2 separate regions of the Mus musculus genome follow, and region 1 is linked to region 2. Evidence: chromatin loops called from intact Hi-C (ENCODE). Cell type or tissue: gastrocnemius. All regions are shown on one strand. Links, peaks and the distances in the headings refer to the core of each region. The heading gives the core; the rest is flanking DNA.

The links. Hi-C counts contacts between places; a loop is a spot of excess contacts. Peaks named below come from ENCODE experiments on the same cell type or tissue, not always from the same donor. Only the 100,000 strongest peaks of a DNase experiment are listed, where the experiment ranks them.
Region 1: it touches region 2 in a loop (12-fold over the local background); 17 of 42 quality-filtered maps call a loop at or near these places.

The regions. Positions count from the first base shown.
Region 1 is chr9:77,780,683-77,783,182 of GRCm38, reverse strand. Gclc (glutamate-cysteine ligase, catalytic subunit) reads right to left here. Exons shown (of 16, transcript NM_010295.2): 5 at 2,041-2,099; 6 at 1,816-1,949. Among named protein-coding and RNA genes, the nearest start is that of Gclc, 27 kb to the right of the region's middle. In gastrocnemius, for the core only: a CTCF peak has its summit at 1,554 (motif pointing right); no DNase peak of the experiment used is centred there.
Region 2 is chr9:77,593,767-77,599,178 of GRCm38, reverse strand. No RefSeq gene overlaps it. Among named protein-coding and RNA genes, the nearest start is that of Klhl31, 40 kb to the left of the region's middle. In gastrocnemius, for the core only: no CTCF peak of the experiment used is centred there; a DNase peak (open chromatin) is centred at 2,611.

The DNA of each region.
Region 1 (2,500 bases), core at 1-2,500, 190 kb before region 2:
GTGGGGAAAGCAAAACCAAGGAGCTCTGACCCCTGACAAAGGCATAGCACGGGAAGGCTGGCTTCTGTTGCCCTCCTAAGAGATCCCACGGGAGGAGACGTCACTAGGACACTGACAGGAGGGAAGGAGGACCTGTGAAACACGGAGATGAGAAACCAAACCCGACACTTACCTAGAATCTGGTTTTGAAACCACATAATTCTCTTAAGTAGAAAAAAGGAGGAGGAAAAAAAATCCATAGCAGGCCATGGCCTTTTTCTGAAGTGTAAAGATTTACTTCTCTGAGATGGTCTGGATATGGAACCCACACTGGCCTGAGCTCACACTCCCTCTGTAGCACTGGGATGCCAGGCAAGCACTATAGCACTCAGCAAGCTCACAAACTTGGAGGAGTTTTGTTTTGTCCAGTTAAGTCTACTATTAACTAAAAAAGTACTTACCATTTCTTTTTGTGCTTTTCTATAATAAATACTTCTTTCAGGTCCCAGTCAGAAGATATAAGGCAGGGACTTTTGTAGCTACTTCTGAGTTCATCTCATTGTGTCACTACAACCTTTTGAAGTGGGATACTGTAACTGGTTATGTTGGGGGAAGTACTAAACTCATACCTTAAATAGATTAGACAACTGTGTCTTTACATGAAAATGCTTGTCCCCACCAGTAGGACTCACTTATTTGCATAAATCAAGTGTCTCAAGCGAGACTGTCACTTTGTGCAACCCTGAAAGACCCTGGTTCAATATTAAGCCAAGGAAGGGCTGGGTTCCAAGAACACTCCCAGAATACTGAAGCCACACATTTTAAGTGCTGCAGCTTAATGATTAATTCCAGAAATGTTTGTACTTAAGATAAGAAAGCGGGTAACACAGTCAAAAGTCAGCCTTGTTTTAAATGATGTGTGACCGTTCTTAAGGGAACATTCTGGCGTCTGTTTGGAGGCTACATATCTGATTCTACTTAAATATGCAAAGGAAACAAAATACCTTTTCATGCTATAGAAACATGTAGCATGGGAAAGTCTGACTTGGGTATTAAATCTAAATTATCTGTACTTTCAAAAATAACAGTTGGGAGGCTAATGTGACAACTGTGTGTACAGCTGCAGCCCTAAGAAAAGAATGCTGAGTTTTGTGCCCTTTGTGCTGTGGCTACAGTCAGTTTAACTAAGTAAGCCAGCTCAGCATGGAGGCAGCAAGGGCAGAGACGACCACGGGCCTGTGTGGGCTGGGAGACTGCACTCCCCACTCTGCTCCTGAGGGAGCCTGGTGCAGTCACTGTTGGAGGCCATCAGTTATTTGATTAGTCCCAGCAAAAATTTTAACTGTTCGAACAGAGAAATACTATTGTATCTCTAGTGTAATTTAGCCAGGGGCAAGGCAAAGACTGTTAAATATTTATTCCTTTTAAACCACGAGGTAGCTTTGCACAAGAATAAAAATTTAAATGCCAAACAACCTTTGCCCTTGGATCATAAAGTCACTGGATTCTCTCACCAGAGGTCATTTTCAGAAATAGAGATCTGAGCCTTGTATAATATCCTCAAAGGCTGTCACTAGATGGCGGTAAAAAATCAGGCATCTAAAAAGGGCATTCACCAACATCTGTTTACCAATAGATACCAAGTTTAGTAACAACCACACACCTCTGTGGTAAACTGTGAATTTTCAGTCAAAAGACAGCTACAAAAGACTTTACTAAAGCAACATCATTTTTCAGAAGGTAAGCTATCTTTCGAATCAGATTAGAAGGTGACTTTAAACCAGACACATGCATAGTGAAGAGGACATTTAAGTCTCCATACAACACAGGCAATACCTGGAGACAGCAGTTGCCCATCCCGAATCCCATGGCATCCATGTAGATATGGTCTGGCTGAGAAGCCTTTGATGCCTCCGCATCTTCTGGAAATGTTTCTACAAATGGAGATGGTGTATTCTTGTCCTTGAATACTGCATTATTAATGAAAAGAAGAGGAGCTGAGAATCAAGGCTGCCGGTTGGACTATGCTGCCCCAGCCCCAGCCCAGCCCCACCCACTTACTTGGCACATTGATGACAACCTTTTCTCCTCTCCGATGCCGGATGTTTCTTGTTAGAGTACTACAGCAAGCAAACAAAAGGACAGGTCACCCAACAACTGCCACATTAGAATCTGAGCACATCGAACTGAATGGAACTGAATCCTACCGCAAACTAAAAATCCGAGACTGGCTCATGGCACGTGACATGCTACCCTAAGGGTTTCCTGAAAGGGGACTGGTGAGCAGCAGTTCCTGCGCTCTGCCTGGGGACCACCCCTTCTTGCTCACCTAGTCAGCACAGGTGTTCATGGCAACCACAGTCCAGCTAATTCTAACATTACTCATGAAAATTCCAATGATTTTAGTCAAATTTAAGAACTTAGGTTTTGGTTATCACTGAAGTCTCAAAATCACTTGCTTCAGCCCCCGATCCAAAACACAGACTGATTCTTACCTGATGCGCACATTATGGCCACCGAC
Region 2 (5,412 bases), core at 1,550-4,049:
GAGAGTTCTCAGGCACCAACCACTCTGGGGGAAAAGCCCAGAATTGCTTTCTTAGATGCACCTCCCCCTCCACGTGATCAGAAATGTAGTTAGGATGAAGAACTGCTGTGTTAGCTTCGAGGTCCCAGCATATTGGTAGATTAGGAAGATGGAGAAGCCAGCCATGTTTCAGTAAAGGTGCTGTGCTGCCTAGCCTTATAGCAATTTTGAAGGAACTCTAGCTAGCTGGAGCATGACACATATGGTTCTGGCAAACCTTGCCCTTCTCCCTCATTCCCTCTGCCTTGCTAAAAACTGTTAGATTACATTCCTAAAGCTAGCCCCCAAGGTCTATTTCCTTATTTGTCCATTTCCTCTTTCTGAGGCCGACTGTCATGGTCCAGTTATCAAAGGATTGAAGTCATCCAGCAATCCAAAGCCCTCTTTGCCCTCCTGGCAAAGGCAATCAAACACCATGTTAGTTGTGGTGTTCTTATATCAGCCAAGGCCAAAGCAGTTCTACGGTTATCCTAGCTTGATGCCTAGCTTGATGGCTAAAGCTGTTTTATGCCTAGAACTCATATGAATCAAATCAAATTCAGGCAGCACAGCCGGGGAGGAAGAAGACAGAGGTCTGTGGACTGCTGTGCCACCCACAGATCAGCACTAGGCAGGCCTTAGACTTGCCACTACATGTTATAGTTGCTTGTATTCTCATGCTAATTAGGTTTCCCCCAAACCTGTTTGTGGTGTGTCCCACATGTAAAACTGAGGGACCCCCCACCTCCAGTTGGGTTTGATTGGTAAATAAAGCTGCTCTGGGCAGAGAGACAGAGGCTAGATTTATTATTATTATTATTATTATTATTATTATTTTGGTTGTTTTCAAAACAGGGTTTCTCCGTATAGTCCTGGATGTCCTGGAACTCACTCTGTAGACCAGGCTGGCCTGGAACTCAGAAATCCATCTGCCTCTGCCTCCCAAGTGCTGGGATTAAAGGCGTGCGCCACCACTGCCTGGCTAAAGTTTTTTTGGTTTTTGTTTTGGTTTTTTGGTGTTTTTGAGGCTGGACTTTTAGGATTCCCCAGGCAAGGGACCTAGGAGGAAGAAGGAGGCATCTTCCAGTCCAGGAGAAGGAGAACCAAGACACCACACCAGAGAGAAAGAGCAGCATGGCGGACTGTAGGAGCTGGGGTAACGCAGCCCGAGAGGGCTGCATATCTGGGTCTAGGATAGCCAAGATAGAATATAGGTTTTAGTAAAGTAATAACTTGGGAATATTGGATAGAGGTAGTTTAGCCACGTGGAGGTTAGGAAGTAGCCCAGCCATTGAGCTATTTAAGGCATATACAAATATAAAGGCTGTGTAAATGTGTCTTTCATGCAGAAACCCAGAACACTGGGGCAGGAACTCAGCCGAAGTTGCTGGTAGGATAGATTTGAGTAGCATTAACTGGGTATTGCTGGGTACTGCTACACCATGTAGCACGGATGGAAGATGTCACCCCAGGCCCCGGGCTCTGCCAGCTACGTGGCCAGCCTGCAGTGGGAGTCTCCACAGTGAATGGGAATGTAGTGGTCAGATGGGAGAGAAAGAGAAGTGGAGCAGCTTGAACGTTATAAAGAGAGATAGACATCGAGACTCCAGGGTAGCCTGTTGAAAGTGGCCAGCCCTGGCACCCGGGGCAACAGTGAGGTCCCACCTCAAGCTGCCACTGAGGGCCGTGTCTGAGTCTGGGGTTCAATACCAACAAGTCCATGTTGATGTCCCATGTGACCACTAGTGAACATGAGGACGTCCCTGGTCGAGGCAGCTGCTGGGGACCATGTGGATGTCCAGGGACGTGCAGAACTAGCTCTGTGCAGTCGTTGGAAAGTGAGGGGTAGAAAGAAATGCCTTAAGAAACAAAGTGTCAAAGGCACACACGTTTGCATACTCTTTATGCTGTTCACCCAGCCCTGGGCTCCCAACAGCAGTGAGTGACTCCCAGAGGGTAAGAGCTTTGTTATGTTCAAAATGTTAGAGCAGCTGTACAAATGCCCACTACGGAAAAACTCCTTCTGGTCAAGAGAACAGAATCTTTGGCCTGGTGGAGACCTAACATTCTAGTTGGGCCAGGCAGTTACCCTGGGACAAGAGACCACCCCCAGGGAAGTAAGCTCACCTTAAGCCACGTTAAAGAGATAGGCTTGCTATTGTTCCTTTAACAGGATACTGTAATTTTCTTTTCTATGATCCCCACCCCCCAGTACAGTCCCTAGGAGCCACCATGAGCTTTGGAGGGAGAGGTACAACTTAGACAATTTCTTCCTCCCTCCTTCCCTCCCTCCCTCCTCCTCCTCTTCCTCCTCCTCTTCCCCCCCCCCCCACCTATCCTATGCATTTCCTGATACGTTGGGCGTCCATTCTCTTTCTCTAATGCTACCTACCTCTCACATCCTACCTTGTAGCTGCTTTTTCATCATGTGTCTGATTTCCATGCCAGCTTACATTGAAATCCATGCTTGAGTTCTTTTACTAATAAGACTAAGATTCCCGAGGGGGAATCCTAACCCCTGTAATCCCATGGTCAGTTCAGACTTAACCTGCTTCTTCTCGCCATAACTTACAGCGCCCCTAGTGGGGAAAATGTCCTAGGAAATTGAAGCAGCCTGCCCTGCCCCCTAGTGGCGATAGCCTAGAAGAACATCTGTAAAGACTAGCTGGGAATTATCGCGAGTTTCTCAACCTACCCTGTCATTTTACCTTTAGTTTGGTATATATATTCACACACGCACACACACATGAGAAGCTGTGTGTTTGAGAAAAGGCTTGTTGCCATTCTAATGGGGTTAAATTTTCTAATAATGTTCCACATTCTACTTGACATGAGTTCTTTTCCTGTCCTAGATTTCCCACCCCTGGTGCTAGCACACCTGGGCAAAATGGGGCTCTGTAGTTTCCAACACTGTAGTCTCTCGGAGCAAATGCTCAAATAAAATTCTATAGTAATGATCTAACAGCAAAGTAGCCTGCTATGGTCCCCGAGTTTAATCAGGCTTACTTATAGAAAGTTCTTTTAGCGTCTGCGTTTCACTGATACTGATTGGAATGGTGGTGACATTTGCATCTTATACAATTATTTCGTGATTGGCTCCTCCATACTGCCGACACACTGGAATGCTGTTGCCAGGAAAGACTGTCAAACTCAAAGATTACCCATCCCGGCAGCTTTTTGGAATTTACCTCCTGTCACCTGTAATCTGCTGATAAGACAAAGAGACATTCTGATGTCTTTTTTTTTTTTTAATTTTAGTTTTATTTTAAATTTATTTTTTACACTCCATATTCCATTCCCCGGCCCCCATCCACCCACCCACCCACCCTCCGACTGATGTCTTTTTAAATATATGGGGGGGGGGCAGGGGACTGGAAAGCAAAGAGCACCGCATCCACAGAGAGGTAGAGTGGTCCTATTGCCTGGTAACAGTGCTGTTCTTTGGTGACGACATTTTTCTTTGTGTTTGTTTTGCAAGTTGCAACTGTCTTCAAACTGCAGTCACATTTTGAGACCCAATAATATGGTTGGCAGCGTAATTTGTAGTTACAGGGTCTTTTACAAAATGATGATATTTAAGATTATCACGCAATTAGGGCAAAGGAAAATAGTGCTCATTCTCCGAGCTGAGGATGGGCTGCGAGTCTGGGTTCTAATTAACCCAGCAGTTGATTCACTGTTGTTTCTGTAGCTTGGGAAAGTGATCATGACAGTCTATATTCCCAAGCTGGCCTGATAAAATGTATGCCTGTTTACTGGATTCTGTTTGCCTCGCACACAGCTGGGAGAGAACATGTTTTTCTCCCCCAATAAATGTGTACAGCACCGCCCCTGGAATTATGCAAGTTTCCGCAGATAAAAGCAACCAGCCAGGCATTTTGAACAAGCACAGAACAAGTACAAATAGCAGTGAGGCTTAAGAGAGAAAGCGCTATTTCCAGTGCTAGGTAACAATAGACGCATTAAGAGCCCTGGCGAGCTAGAAGCAGGATAGGCGGGACGAGAGACCTCTTGCTCCACATTGTGCCTTCTGTTTGTGGAGTTAAGGCTTTAACTCCAATGCTAATATGGAAAAGAAGTCTGCTTGGGAACTGCAGGTTTCTGCCTTGTTCCAGGCAACCAGAGATTAAAAAGAGTTGTGAATTCCCTTCCTGGTATAGCTGTGGAGCTGCAGAGCCCTATGAAAAGAACCAAAAGGGGTTTGTTAACTGAGAGAGGCAGAGATAGAGAGACAGAGAAAGACAGAGAGTGACAGAGAGACTGAGACAGAGGGACAGAGACAGGGACAAAGAGAGACAGACAGGGAAAGGGAGAGAGACAGAGACAGTCAGAAAGTGGGGAGAGTGAGAGGCAGGGAGAGAGGGAAAGAGGAGGGGGGAGAATGCATAGCATTTGAAACCTCAAAACCCACCCTCCGTGATATACTTCCTCCAGCAAGTTCATAGCTCTTAAACCTACTCCAGTGTCACAAACTGGGGACCAAGTATTCAGAAGCTTGAAACTATGGAGACATCTTATTAAGCCACCACAGTCTGGTAATTGCTATTTAGTGCTTCATGTAGGGTTGGGTTCTCTTGGGCTCTTCTTGTCCATGATGAAATACAGATGAATGGATAGTGTTACACAGACACACACACACACAGACACACACACACACAGACACACACACACACACCATGCACCATGGATAAACAGATTTGATCTTACTTATACCATTTAGCACTTTTTAACTTTCTGAATCTGTTAAGTCAAGCTTTTAAAAAACTTGTAAAGCAAGTCGGGTGTGGTGGCATACGCCTTTAATCCCAGCACTCGGGAGGCAGAGGCAGGCAGATTTCTGAGTTCGAGGCCAGCCTGGTCTACAAAGTGAGTTCCAGGATAGCCAGGGCTTAGTCATATTATATTCAAATATCGACATCCCCTTATATTATCTGTCTGGGGCATCTCTCAGGCATCCTTTCCATCTTGGTCCCTGAATAATCTTTTAGTTAGCTAATACTCACTTTGTTCTTCCTTATATACCTGTTGAGTGTCCACAAATGCGTATTTCATTTATCAGCATTGTATTGGGCTATTTTCTGCAGTTCTGTTTTTCCTAATTTTTATTGTTTTATGTGCTTAGTCATTTTAGACTATTCAGTAGATACCTGACTGACCTGAAATTCCCAGACATTCATACATTCTGCCATGCTAGTGTGTGTGTGTGTGTGTGTGTGTGTGTGTGTGTGTGTGTGTGTGTGTGTGTGTTTTGAATGTTGCAGAGACTTGGATTATAGACCAGTGTCTAAGCCTCTGCCTGTGAGGCTCCTGTGAGCCCTGGATTAGGTTTGTGCTCCTTTAGAAAAGATTAACATTTGCTTCTGCCAAACAGCCCAAGGGTAAGAGTTCATTAAT